2 separate regions of the Homo sapiens genome follow, and region 1 is linked to region 2. The links are chromatin contacts, found by Hi-C or POLR2A ChIA-PET in ENCODE. All regions are on one chromosome and are shown on one strand. The core of a region is the stretch at or near the end of the contact, and the rest is flanking DNA. Distances in the headings are between cores, read along the strand shown. Region 1 holds the start of SLC35E2B (solute carrier family 35 member E2B). Region 2 holds the start of FNDC10 (fibronectin type III domain containing 10).

Region 1 (6,747 bases), core at 29-2,528, 93 kb after region 2:
AGACCTCTCCTAGCCAGGCCCCTGCACCAGAGGTTAAGAATCCGTGCCCCTGGTCAGGAAGTCCAGGTGGGTTCAAACGGCCAGCAGGGAATTTCAGGCAAAATGTGTCCCAAATCTTCAAACCATGCCCCAGAACTCAGACCTCCCCCTGGGAGTTCGTCCCAAGGAAACCACCTGCAAGAGGCTCAGGCTGCAGGGGACACTCCGCTTCCAAAACCCGGAAGCTGGAGACCACACAAGTGCCCAACGCCAAAGGCACCCCGTGGAGGGACGCCCTGTGCCCTCCCCCGACCAGGTGACCCGCTGCGCCCTACACATCTTCACCAGGAAACATCTGTTATCGATGTGGACGAAGCGCAGCCTGCACTCCCAGATCCGCTCATTTTCGTTCTGCCCTCCGTTTTACGATTCGCCTACACTGAAAATGCGTGAGTGGAGTGGAAAGCCTTCCTACTCCTGCCTCAGCGACCCCTTCTAAAATACTGCCTCGTTTGGCCTGAAAATGTGATTTGCAGGCTTCCTGAGCAAAGTAGATTTCACTCCATTAAAGAAAAAAAAAAAGAAAAGGCACCGAACGGGGCTCGGCTGTCGGGAGTTTTGCTTTAGTTTTTTGCGTGTTTTGTTTTGTGTTTTTTTGTTGTTGTTGTTCTTTTTGCGGCCACGCACACCGCGTTCCCAGGCTTCAGGGCGTGGGGGTCGCCGTGGACTCCCGGACGTGAAAACGCTTAAAGCCAGCTGGGAAAACCCCACCAGCGTTTTCCGCGCACAGCGCCAGCCATAGGAAAGGACCCCCAGGAGCGAATCCGGGCAGGGAAACCCCGGACGCCCGCACACTCAGCATCAGTACCGGCACCCAGCACCCAGCACCGAGCACCGAGCACGCAGCACCCAGCACCGATCACCGAGCAGAGCACCCCGCACGCAGAACCCACCGAGAGCCTGATGCAGTCTCCGCCGCAGGCATAGCGCTAGGCCCCGGCGCCTTCACAACAAAGGGACGCTGGCGGGCGGGGCCTGAGAGGCGCGCGGTGGAGGGGCCGGGCGCGAGGCCGCGGAGACAGCTCGGAGCTCGGCACTGGGGAGTGGCACAGCGCTGGCGGATCCAGGTGGGCTTCACGGGGCGCCCGCGGGACCGGAAATGACGCGCAGAACCCTGCATCGGGCTCCTCGCTGCCCCGCGGGCGCCGCTCCTCAGTGCCCCAGAGCCACGGAGCCGGGGAAACGCGCCGCGGCCCACAACGCCCCCGCGGCTGCCCGTTGGTTCCGCCCGGGCCGTTCTACTCCAGGCAGACGGGAGGAGAAACACGGCGCGCTCAGCGTCCCCTCCCCCGTTGGTTCTGCTCGGGCCCTTCCACTGCAGGCCGACGGGGGTGGAAACACGCAGTTTTTTTTTTTTTTTTAAGGTCTAGGGTAACACGGGGCTTTTAAGTGCCTCTCCGCTGCCGCCTGGTGGTCCAGCCCGGGCCGTTGCAGTGCAGCCACACGGGGAGGGACACGGCGCGCCGAGTGCTCCGGGCGGCCGCACGTTGGTTCCGCCCGGGCCGTTCCACTGCAGGCAGAGGGAGAGGACGACGGTGCGCGTAGTGCATCCCCGTGGCCCGTTGGTTCCGCCGGGGCCGTTCCACTGAAGGCAGAAGGGGGGGGACCGTGGCCCCACCCCCCGCGGCAGCCCGTTGGTTCCGCCCGGGCGGTTCCGCCCGGGCTGTTCCACCAGCGGCACTTCAGGGCGGGATCGGCCAGTCTGTGGAGGCAGCGGCCTCTAAGCCCCGGAGGGTTTACTGCCCAGGTTTGGGTTCCAGGAATAAGAAATCCACTGAATAGGCTTAACTTAGAAGACACAAAGGCGCCTCCTGGCGGAAGTGGCCACGCTCCGCCCAGCCTGAGGGAAAGCTGCTCTGACAGCTGGGCCCGGAGCTGCGGGGGGCGGGGCCGCCGCGCGGGGTGAGGACTCGCCTCAGGGCGCTGATTGGCTGGTGGCGCGCTCCGGGGCGGGGCCTTCGTATCCAGGCTGGCGTCGGGGCTGCCGCGGGACATCCGGAGCAGACACCCGCGGGCGCGCCTGCGGCCCCGAGGACCCCCGGCTCCGGAGCTTCGTCGAGCGTTTTCCTAGCGTTACTTTCCCAAATAATTTTCAGGAATGAAGTTACGGCTAAAGGGCTCTTTAGAGATTACTTTTGGGCCGGGCCCGGTGGCTCACGCCTGTAATCTCAACACTTTGGGAGGCCGAGGCCGGCGCATCACGAGGTCAGGAGCTTGAGACCAGCCTGGTATGGCCAACGTGGTAAAACGTCGTCTCTACTAAAAATACAAAAATTGGCCGGGCGTGGTGGCGGGCGCCTGTAATCCCAGCTACTCCGGAGGCTGAGGAAGGAGGATCACCTGAACCCGGGAGGCGGAGGTTGCAGTGAGCCGAGATGGCGCCACTGCACTCCAGCCTGGCGACAGAGCGAGACTCCCTGTCAAAAGAAAAAAGAAAAGATTACTTTTGGCCGGGCGAGGTGGCTCACGTCTGTAATCCCAGCATTTTGAGAGGCTGAGGCGGGCGGATCGCCTGAGGTCAGGAGTTCGAGACCAGCCTGGCCAACATAGTGAACCCCCCCCCATCTCTACTAAAAATACAAAAAAAAATTACCCGGGTCTCGTGGCGCGTGCCTGTGGTCCCCGCTACTCGGGAGGTTGAGGCAGGAGAATCGCTTGAACCTTGGAGTTGAAGGTTGCAGTGAGGCGAGATAGCGCCGCTGCTCTCCGACCTGGGCGACAGTGGGAGACTTCATCTCATAAATAAATAAATAAATAAATATTACTTTTACGTTTTGTTAAACTTCCACTTGTTTTTGTTTCCGTTGCATGAACCTTCGTAAAGCTTCAGGAGGCTGATGGCAGCCTCCTTCCCCAGGCTTCCCCGTGGCGCCCGCAGCCGGGTTGGGCCAGAGGCTGGGACTGTTTCCTCCCGTGGGGTCTTTGGTGGGGATGTCCCCAGAGGAGTGGGGCAGGAGGAGGGGCACGGAGCGCCCCCGGGAGCCGGTCAGAGCGCAGCGATGGTGTCTGTGGTTCCAACCACTCGGGAGGCTGAGGTGGGAGGATGGCTTGAGCCTGGGAGCTTGAGGCTGCAGTGAGCTAGAATCACAGCACCACACTCCAGCCTGGGCGACAGAGTGAGACCCTTGTCTCACAAAAAAAAAAAAAAAAAAAAAAAAAAAAAAAAAAAGGCTGGGTGCGTTGGCTCGCGCCTGTAATCCCAGCACTTTGGGTGGCCGAGGCGGGCGGATCACGAGGTCAGGAGATCGAGACCATCCTGGCTAACACGATGAAACCCCGTCTCTACAAAAAATACGAAAAAAAATTAGCCGGGCATGGTGGCACGTGCCTGTAATCCCAGCTACTTGGGAGGCTGAGGCAGGAGAATCACTTGAACTCAGGAGGCAGAGCTTGCAGTGAGCCAAGATTGGGCCACTGCACTCCAGCCTGGCGACAGAGTGAGACTCCGTCAAAAAAAAAAAAAAAAAAAAAAGGAAGAAAGAAAATTATAAAATGAAGTGAAATTAACGCAGTGGAGTGCCACCTGCCTGCTGCCTGAGTTCACTATCCACACGGAGTTCATAAATTTGAGAGCAGTTTACAAAGTAGATTCTCCTACTTTCCAGGAAACCCAGAAATGTCTGGTGATTTGCCCAACAGTCTCAGCTGTTGTGGTCAGCAGGGCCGCTGTGGTATCCAAATGATTTCAAAAGCAGATTTATAAAAAGTACTCCTTTTTTTTTTGAGATGGAATTTCGCTCTCATCGCCCAGGTTGGAGTGCAGTGGCACGATCTCAGCTCACTGCAACCTCCGCCTCCCGGGTTCAAGTGATTCTCCTGCCTCAGCCTCCTGAGTAGCTGGGATTACAGATGTGTGCCCTCACGCCCAGCTAATTTTTATATTTTTAGTAGAGACAGGGTTTCACCATGTTGGCCAAGATGTTCTCCATCTCCTGACCTTGTGATCTGCCCGCTTCAGCCTCCCAAAGTGCTGGGATTACAGGCGTGAGCTACCCCACGCCCGGCCTTTATTTTTTTTTGAGACGGAGTCTCACTCTGTCGCCCAGGCTGGAGTGCAGTGGCGCGATCTCGGCTCACTGCAAGCTCCACCTCCCAGGTTCAAGAGATTCTTCTGCCTCAGCCTCCCGAGGAGTTGGGATCACAGGCACCCGCCACCATGCCCAGCTAATTGTTTTGTATTTTTAGTAGAGACGGGGTTTCACCGTTGTTAGCCAGGATGCTCTTGAACTCCTGACCTCATGATCCACCCACCTTGGCCTCCCAAAGTGCTGGGATTACAGGTGTGAGCCACCACGCCTGGCCTCTCAAAGTTTTTATAGCAAAGCCTTACATTTCATGAGGAACCATGCATTTTATTTTATTTTTGAGATGGGGGATCTCGCTACTTTGCCCAGGCTGGGCTCAAACTCAGGGCTCTCTGGCCTCAGCCTCCCGAGTAGCTGGGTCTGCAGGTGGCTGTCACCGTGCTGGGCCTGGGGTGTGCGTATTAATGATTTTGGAATAGTGTCTGGAAGCCTGTGTGCTTTCCTCTCTTCCTCTCCCCAGAAGGACCTCCCACCTCGTCCTCCCAAAGTGTTGGGATTACAGGTGTGAGCCACCATGTCCCCTCTCTTTGCTATTTTGCCTGGGAGGAGTGTATTAATAATTTTAATTTTAAAGTTCTTTGATTATGTTCTAGTTTGATTATTGATCATTTACTTCTTAGCTATTTATATTCTTCCTTGAGTCATCGGTTTCTGCCCTTTGACAATTTTTCTGTGAATGTTTTGTGTCGATTATATGAGCTTTGTCTGTATTGAGAACATCCACGAATTGTATTATTGCATCTGTTTTGCTAGTTGAGAACATCGACCTGCTGTATTATTGCAAATGTTTTCCTGCTTGCATGTAGTCATTTGTTGTGCATATTAATGAATTTCTATCCACATGACGCCGGAAGGGGATAGAGTGGGTGGGGAGGAAGAGGGAAGGGTCCCCACCTGGAGACCCAGCCTGCAGGCCACTCGGCCACCTGCGCAGAGGTAGGGGAGCAGCAGCCGCTCATGCCCCTGCAATTTGTCCTCATCAGCAGGTGGGGAAACTGAGGCCGGGGAGTTCTCCAGGCCAAGGTCACTCACGGGCAAGTTCCCGCAGCCTTTGGACCCTCCATACATGTCAGGGCCGCTCATGCTTTCCTGGGCCCTTCACTGGTTTGGAGGAACCATCCTGTTTCCCAGAGCGCACTGCCTGTCTCTGAGTGTATGTGTCTCAGTGGCGTCCATGTGTATTTTTCTGTGTGTGTATCTGTGTGAGTCTGTGTGTGTGGTGTGTTTGTGTCTGAGTGTGTGGTGTTAGCGTGTGTCTCAGTGGCGTCCATGCATATTTTTCTGTGTGATGTGTCTGTGTGTGTGTCTCTGAGTGTGTGGTGCCTGCGTGTGTCTCAGTGGTGTCCATGCATATTTTTCTGTGTGGTGTGTCTGTTTGTGTGTGTGTGAATCTACGTGGGTGTTTGTCCATCTTTTTGTCTGGCCTCCTGTCCCCTCTGCACAGAGCAGCTGGGTGGGGATGCTGGTCCTGGGGGCTTGTCAGCAGGATGTGGGCGTGGGGCAGCCCTGGGTGAGGCCTGAGTACAGGCCCCAGGTGCCTCCTGCACAGGGGTGGCTGAGCCGGCTCCTCTGTGGCTCCCGGGTCCCCACCGCCGGTCACTGGGCACCACCTGTCCTGGCCACCCACTCCTGCCCACCCTGCTCTCCGCAGGGGCCTCCTTCCTCTTTCAGCTGTGCGCCCTGGTTGTGGAGGCTCCTAAGGAGGTTGTGGCCTCGGTTTACCACCTGCCTTGGCTCCTTGGTGTTGCCAGACCCTGAAGGCAGCCCATGCCCTGGCTGAGATCCTTCTGGGGCAGGATGTGCTGGAAGCAGCTGAAACATGTGGTGATGTACCAGCTCCTGCTGTCCCCTACATCCCCAGCACCGCCAGCCTTCCCTGGGCTCCTCCAGCTGGCTTCTCTACCCTGTACCTGCCCCACCCTGCTTTCCCCCGACCCTACTACCCCCCAACCAGACTTCCAGCTCCAGGCAGGGTCGCAGCCTCCTGGGCTCCCAGCAGGACAGGCCTCACCCAGACCCCGCAGGAGCCGTGGGACTTGGGCTGGGTCTTTGGGCCTGGCTGCAGCCCCTTTGGACCTGACCTGAGGAGACACCCTGGCTGTGGGAGGCAGGGTGGGGGTGCCGGGCCCAGCACAGAGGTGCCCAGGGTGCAGGCTGGCACTGGCCCGGCAGGGACCGTGGATGCCGCCGTTTCAGGCTCGAAAAGGTTTCCATGCCCCAGAGCCTGAGCCCGGCAGCCCCCGAGGATGTCTTGGGGCCTCTGTGCTCCCCAAAGCCAAGAAGGTTAGGCTTGACCCACAGCCTCTTCCAGGCCGGGGAGGCAGAGGCGCTCCAGGTCGGTAGGGCGGGGCCCACAGCCCAGGGTTTCACGTCCCCAAAACGGGGCAGGGTGCTGGAGGGGCAGGTGTCCACAGGGTGGTCGTTTTGGTCTCTCCTGGACTTGCACGCGTGTAGTGCAGACTGGCTGCCGGCAAAGCCCTGAGCCACATTCATCTGGGCCTTGTTAGGACAACAGGGACGGTGCGGGGTGGGGGGGTTGCGGGGCGCAGGACCACGTCAGTGGAGGGAGGGAGGCCGATATCGGTGCCCAGGCTGGGCCCAGGGGCCAGCGGGTCCTCACCTG
Region 2 (7,106 bases), core at 2,977-5,476:
AGCAGAACAGGGAGAGACAGAGAGAGAGAGAGACAGAGAGAGGCAGACAGAGAGAGAGAGAGAGACAGACACAGAGAGAGCAGAACAGGGAGAAACAGAGACAGAGAGCGAGAGAGACAGACACAGAGAGAGGCAGACAGAGACAGAGAGAGACAGACAGACACAGAGAGAGCAGAACGGGGAGAGACAGAGAGACAGAGAGAAACAGAGACAGAGACAGAGAGAGGCAGACAGAGAGACAGACAGACAGAGAGAGCAGAACAGGGAGAGACAGAGAGAGACACAGAGACAGAGAGGCAAACAGAGACAGAGAGAGAGACAGACAGACACAGAGAGAGCAGAATGGGGAGAGACACAGAGACAGAGACAGAGACAGAGAGAGGCAGACAGAGACGGAGAGAGAGAGCAGGGCGGGGAGAGACAGAGAGACAGAGACAGACAGAGACAGAGAGACAAAGACAGAGATAGAGAAAGACACAGAGAGGGACAGAGAGACATGGAGAGAGACAGAAAGAGAGGCAGAGACAGAGATGGAGAGAGGCAGAGACAGAGACAGAGTGAGGCAGAGAGAGATGGAGAGAGAGAGGCAGATAGAGAGACAGAGACAGAGAGAGGCAGAGAGAGATGGAGAGAGAGAGGCAGATAGAGAGGCAGAGAGACAAAGAGATGGAGACAGAGACAGACACAGAGAGAGGGAAAGAGGCAGAGAGATAGGGACAGAGAGAGATGGAGAGAGACAGAGACAGATACAGAGAGAGGCAGAGAGATGGAGACAGAGAGGCAGAGAGAGATGGAGGGAGATGGAGACAGGGACAGAGAGATAGGGAGAGAGAGAGATGAAGAGAGACAGAGAAACAGAGAGAGAGAAACAGAGAGAGAGAGAGAGAGCCAGAGACAGAGACAGAGAGATACATGGGAAGGAGAGGGAGAGAATGGAGAGAGACAGAGAGAGGGAGGGGAGGCTCCTCCAGGTAGAGCAGAAGGAAAGAAACTTCGGGGCGGGACTGGAAGGTGCACCAGGTCAGAAGGAGGGGTTGGGGGTCCCCATGCCCCTGGGAGGATAATGGGGCCAGCCGGGAAGGTGGCCAGCTAGGGAACGAGCAGTCTGTGCCAGTGACCACGAGCTCAGATGCAGACGCCCCTCCCTGGCAGGGACGCCCACTCCCAGGCCAAGGCTTGTCCCCTGGGCCTTGCAGGCTGCTCAAGCCACTTCTGCAAACCCTCAGCTGGACTCCATGCCTCTGAGAAGCCCCCAGAACTGGCAGGACAGGCCTGTGGCTATAGCCCGTGTGAGCCTAAGCTCACAAACAAGCCGGAATCCCACCGCAGGCCAGGGAGCCTCCGAAACTTCCCGGCTGCTCCCCAAGGAGCCGTGCTGCCCCAGCTCCCTGGACGCTGCCTTTGCTGGTAGAAGACATGGAAACACCCTTGCAGGTGACCAGGGCAGAAGGTGGCTGGAACGGGAAGCCCCCCACTCCCACCAGGCTGTCTACACACATCGCTGCACACCCCCTCTAGGGATGAGTCACTCCTCAGAGCTGGGCTCCTCCTCCCCCTCCCCCTCCGCCCCCCCCCCCCCCGCCTGTTTTTGCTTCCTCAGGGTCACCCCTGGCTGCAAGTGCCTCAAGGACAGCCTGGAAGAGCCTGTGGGGGAGGGAGGGTGGCATTCAGCACAGGATACACACAGGAGCCCCAGGCTGTCCTCTGCCCACCGTCCCCACCCCAGCTCTAGCTCTGCCAGGGAGGCCCAGGCAGGGAGGTGAGCCCCTCCGGAGCAGCCTAATTGCCACTGTCACAGCTCAAGTGTGTCGCCGTGGGAATGGGCTATTTCTAAGCACGGCAGGTACCGTCTTCCCCTTCCCCCGCCAACACAGCTGGCCCAGGACAAGAAGGTGCAGAGACAAACAGGGGGCACCCTGCCTGTCCTGCTAGGAACTGCAAGGCAGCGTGCCGCACACGCTGCCTGGGCCAATGCCACCCAGGCCAGGAGAGGGTTTGGGGCCAGACACCAGCCCATACCCAAGGGTCCCAGGGGATGTGGGGAGAAGGGGAATCCACCTTTTCCTTCCCTCCCACCTCCCAAATAACACACAGACAGCTCTGTTGGTCTGAGAATGATGGACATTTAGACACTGGCGCCAGGTTTGCGCCTGACCGGCGCCACGCAGGGGTGGGCGGAGCAAAGACACACAGGTGGGCTACAGGTGTCACACGGCACCAGCCAGGGCCCGGGGTGGCTGGGGTGAGGATGGGTGTTTGGCCAGTGACCAGGAGTCAGGTCAAGTCCAGGTGGTCAGTGCCAGGGGCTCCAGGAGGGGAGGGCAGTGCCATAACCCTCCTGGTGTCCAGCGTCACCAGGCGGTCGTCACAGAAAGCAACCTCGGCCCGGGGCCCGGGTCTGCAGCAGGTGGGCAGGGTCAGCTTTTCTTCCATGGCGGGTGGCATTGTCTGGGCCGGATACTGGCTCTCGACCCCTGGGCATGCAAAGGCTAGGGGTGGTGCTGTCAGTCACACCGTTGCCACCAAGGTCCCCTGGGTCGGCTGAGGCTTGGGATCCAGGCAGCGGTGGAAGGTCGGGCTGCTCAAGGCCGGTATCTAAGCTTCTGCCCTGGGACCCAGTGGTGATGGCCGCCATCTGCCCCATTCCCACAGGGACCTAGTCAGAGGTCGCACACACAAAAGGGGTACCTGGCCCTGGAGAACCACCAGCTGCCCGGGGTCTGAGAACACTCACCCTGGCCGCTGGGCCAGGCCTGCCAGGCTCCCGGCTGGTCCAACACCCTAAACGGTACAGAGCGCTGCAGGCCCTCACCTCATGCTTCTGCAGCGCTTGAGGGTGAAGGTGTCTCCAAGGGGACGCTGGCCAGATGCATGGAGAGGCCGGCCAATCTTAGGGCCACAGACCCCCCCTGGACAGCAGAGGGTGTTGGCTCCTGCAGTGGGCCCGAGATACTAAGGCACGAAGCTAACCTAAGCCCAGTGGGGTGGGGCGGGGCAGGACAGGCTTGGAGAGCTGCGCCCCAGGCCTGCAAAGCACAGTGACCGAGCAATGGCGACGGTCTGTCTGGGACAATTCGGCACAGGATGGAGGTGCGGGGTGAGCCGGAGTGCCCATGGCTCTTGCTGGAAGGGGCTCCATGCCCTGGCCGCCTCTATAAAGGCCTGCGGAGAGCGGGGAGAGCCCTGGATGCGGCTGGCACAGCAGCGCAAGCCCAGGGGCCAATCCGGGGCCAGAGTCTGGGAGTCTGACGCCCGGCTGGAAAGGGCGTGTGATGATGCCAAAGTGCCGGAGCCGTCGCCGGCAGGTCCTCCTCCGCGGGGATCTTAAGGAGGCAGCAGGAATGAGGAGAGGAGAGCGGGCGGAGGACCTGGGAGCTCAGGCGCCCTCAGGCAGGTGGCGCAAAGATGGGCGGGCGGCCTCGCGCTTCAGGGGTGTCTGCGCAGGCCGGGGCGCGCGAGGGCCGGGCGCATGAGGTTCTCGGTGATGTAGGCCACCAGCAGGCAGATGACCACCAGCATGACGCAGATGGAGCCGCCCACCGCCGTCATGGCCACCACGATGTCCTGCATGCCGGCCGGCTCGGCGGTGAACTCCACGCACTCGGCCGGCTCGGGGGTCTCTGGCGCGGCGGCGGCGGGCCCAGCGCGCAGCGGCAGCGGCTGCAGGCACAGGCGGTAGAGGACGCTGTCGTGCACGTCGGGCAGCAGGTAGTCGCGGCAGGAGGCCCCGAGGAGCACGCGCTCGCACGGGAAGCGCGTGTAGGCGCCGCGCCACGAGCAGTTGAGCGCGAAGGCGCGCACGCGGCGCGCGGCGGCCGGGGCCAGGCGCCACTGCAGGAGGACGCTGCGGTTGCGCAGGACGCTGGCGCGCAGGGAGCGGCCGGCCGGGGCGTGCAGCACGCAGCCCGGAGCCTGGCAGCGGAAGCCGCGCGCGGGGCTGCGGAAGCACAGGCGCCCGCCGCCCGCCTCGGGGCCCTCGGGCAGCACCTTGTAGGGGCACCAGGGCGCGTCGGGGGTCGGCTCCCAGCCCGGCGGCGTCGGGGCGGCCGCGGCGCAGGGCGGCGGCGCGCAGGCGGCCAGCAGCAGCAGCAGCGGCGGGGCGCGCATCCTGCGGCGGGGCCACGGGGCGCGGCGCTGGGTCACGCGGGCCGCGCCGCCGCCGTCCCCGCTGCCCGCTCCCCGCGATCCCCGGCGCGCCGCGCCCTCCGCCGCCGCCCGCTCCGACCCGCCCCCGCGCCCCGTGCGCGCTCGGACCCGGCGCGGCGGCGGAGGCGGGGCCGCCCCTCGCCCCGCCCCCCTTAACCCTCGCCGGGCCGCGGCCTACGGGTGCGGGGGATCGGGGGTGGGGGGGAGGAGGGGGACGCAGCGAGGCGGCCGGAGTGCCGGTGGGGCTGGGGTGCGGGCAGGGGCGCGGGGTGCGGGCAGGGCCGCCGCTCTCCCGGCTTCCCGCCTAGTGAGCGCACCTTGGACCCCTGCGGCTTTTCCGAGCCGAAACTCACGGGCTGTGGCCGGCTTCGTTTCGCGTCGTGCAGCTCCGCGACCGCCCGTGGCCACACCAGTCGGGGACTTCGTGCTTTACGATGGGGGCGCAGCGGTCTGGCACGCGCAGGACCCCGGGCCTTGCACCCCAACGCTGGCCGCCCTGGACCCGCGGCGGGGACCCGCGCAGTCAGGGTACCTGCCCATACCGATGGGGTGGGGACCAGCACGGAGACTTTCCTTCACCCCGCGGCTTCTGTTCCTTTCAGGACGGACAGCGCCCACCCGGAGGAAAGCCTGACAGATGAGACTTCGCAAGGTGAGAACTCCCTTCGCTCCACACGCAGCGGAGGCAGCTGCAGGGCGCCGACCTTCCCTGCCTCATTGCGCCCCCTCCTCCTCCAGATGCGCTCTGGGGGGCCCTCCCGATGGCTGTGGGGAGGTCAGGGCTGGACAAAGGGAATCCAAAAAGCCCACCCGGTGCACTGAGTAGGTGGCACCGACGGGGGAGGGGAAGGCGGGACACACCCCAAGACCCCTGCCCCTCATTCCCGTCCCTGCATAGATCACCCAGCAACCAGGACACCCCTCCAGGGCCAGGACTACAGCCAGGGACTGTGTATGCAGACGTGGCCGGGCCTGGCCGGCCTGCCCTAACTGGAAAGGAGGCCAAGCCTCGCACCTAAGGCTGGGCTGGCACCTCCGCTGAGCCAGCTCTGGGTCTGCAGGGGTTGTGGGGGGCTCTCTGGCAACTGGACCATGAGTTCCTGCAACCCCTTCCTGTGCTCTCCTTGCCTGGGGGCAGAGTGAGGAGAGACTGGCTATTCTGCTCACGGTGTCCTTGGTCCCCGACCTCTGGATGGCCATGTCTCCGCCCCCCCACGGAGTCACCACCCAGCCTCACGAATTCCTGGTCATCTTGAAAAACCCAGTGCAGTGGTCAGGACCCCACAGGATCTCAGGGGCTCTGCCAGAGCCCCGGCCCAGCGGTCAGGCCCCCACCAACTGTGGTCACGGTGCACCTCCGTCCCCGGCATGGAGGGCCCTGACCCCCTACACCAGCCTGTTGGGCCCCTGGCAGGGTCTGCTGAGGCCTCTGCACCTGGCGCAGAGAGGTTGGGGGCAGAGACCTTGGGAGAGGCGCTCCCTGCCCCCTGCCCCCAGCTCCCACCTCTGCTTAGGAAGGGCAAACCCTGGGCTCTGACTCTTGCCCCAGCGTTGTGAGGCGACTCAGGGGCTGCCCCAGGGAAGCAGAGAGTGATGGTGACTCAGGGGACCCCCATGTCCTTGCCCAGAACTCCCCAGGGGTTCAGCCGACCTACTGCCACCAGTTCCCAGTGGAAGCCCCTCAGCCCCCAGGTGTGAGGGCATGGGCAGTGGGGCAGGGCAGGAGCCTGGATGATGGTATATGGGGTGGGGCGGCCCCCAACTATCTTGGCATGTTGGCCTGAGGACAGCTGGGGCCTTCACCCTGTGCCATGACCATTCCAGCTTCTTGTAGCAGCACCTGCATTTCCCTCTGGGCAGCCCCCTTTATCCATCCTCAGGTCATGGGGAGCTTGGGTGGGGCTGACACTCCCCTGCCTAGGAGTTGGCAGATGACCTGGGCGCGGCCAGCCAGACTGGACCCCTTAGCCTCGAGGCCTTTGCTGAAGCTCATGTGAGGGGGCGACTGCCCCTGACAGGTGTTGGATTCCAGCTGCTGTGGCCCTGAAGGTGGGTGGTGGGAAGAACGGGAGAATGAAGCCAGCCTTGGGAGAGGTAGGACGCCAGCCCGGCCCAGCTGCTTCCAGCATCTGGATCCAGCCTCACCTGAAGCCAGCCACCTCCTGGACTGCAAAGTCATTGTCAACACCGAAACACAGGGTTTCTGACCATTGCAACCCAGGGTCCCGGCGTGTCGTGGCTGCAGACCCTGCAGACCCCTATGAAGATGGTCCTGCCTGCCTTGCATCGGGCCTCTAGCTAGGGACTGTGGTTGCAGACGTAGTTCTGGGACTGAGCTCCTGGTGAGAGGCCAGTGGTGAGGGAAGAGAGACCAGCAGAGAAAAGAGTGGAGCCTCGGGCTGCTAGCAGAGTGGCAGAAACCGAGCCTGCGAGAGGAAAACATTGTTTCCCGCGGCCTCCTGCTGAGCCATGGGGACCCAGATATTGCGAAGTCCAGCTGGGGCCAACCCTAAGGAAGGAAGGAGGGAAGGGGACAGGGAGGGGTGAGGAGGAGAGGGAGGGAGTGACCTCTGCTTAGCACCTGCACTTGAGCAGCGGTGGCCTTTCACGCGCACACGCTTCCCCACCTGGAGCGCCGTCTCCAATGCTGTTTGTACACACACCAGCATTCTGACAGTCACTAAATGTTTTCTTTGAATGAGTTCACTTTTTCACCTAGAGTGCTTTCTAAAAGCAGACCATGATCGTGAATAGTAAGTATCACTTCCATAAATAGAAAGTGTCAGAAAAATAACTATCAGACGTTTTCAGCTTCTTGTCTTGCTTGGAAGCATCAGACGGTCTCTGAAATGCTGTCCCTCTGCTCCCCAGGTTGGCCCATCCTCTGCCACAGCTTGAGCCCCACCCACGGGGTCCCTGCTTGATGAGTGCTTCCCCTGTCCTCTGAGACCCTACTTCTG

What was found. Hi-C counts contacts between places; a loop is a spot of excess contacts on that map. ChIA-PET counts read pairs that join two places held with the same protein, here RNA polymerase II (POLR2A). Pooled maps may share reads with other maps.
Region 1: a pooled map shows a loop between it and region 2 (2.1-fold over the local background). The contact joins the promoter of SLC35E2B here to the promoter of FNDC10 in region 2. A Hi-C loop is called at or near these places in 1 of 168 maps with a recorded cell type or tissue (naive thymus-derived CD4-positive, alpha-beta T cell) and 6 of 50 pooled maps. POLR2A ChIA-PET finds 5 or more read pairs at or near these places in 4 of 52 experiments (H1, HEK293T, Panc1 and 1 more).

Annotation. Positions count from the first base shown.
Region 1 is chr1:1,691,517-1,698,263 of GRCh38, forward strand. It overlaps SLC35E2B (solute carrier family 35 member E2B), which reads right to left and starts at 1,279. Exons shown (of 10, transcript NM_001290264.2): 1 at 933-1,279. RefSeq lists an enhancer at 814-1,108 and silencers at 943-1,102, 1,673-1,752.
Region 2 is chr1:1,595,909-1,603,014 of GRCh38, forward strand. It overlaps FNDC10 (fibronectin type III domain containing 10), which reads right to left and starts at 4,227. Exons shown (of 1, transcript NM_001242659.2): 1 at 2,104-4,227. The coding sequence starts at 4,107. The coding sequence ends at 3,427. LOC105378586 (a long non-coding RNA gene) reads left to right here and starts at 3,525. Exons shown (of 3, transcript NR_147951.1): 1 at 3,525-3,708; 2 at 4,749-4,798. RefSeq lists silencers at 1,556-1,605, 3,834-3,953, 4,254-4,303, 5,717-5,859 and enhancers at 2,722-3,380, 3,381-4,040, 4,041-4,700, 4,701-5,360.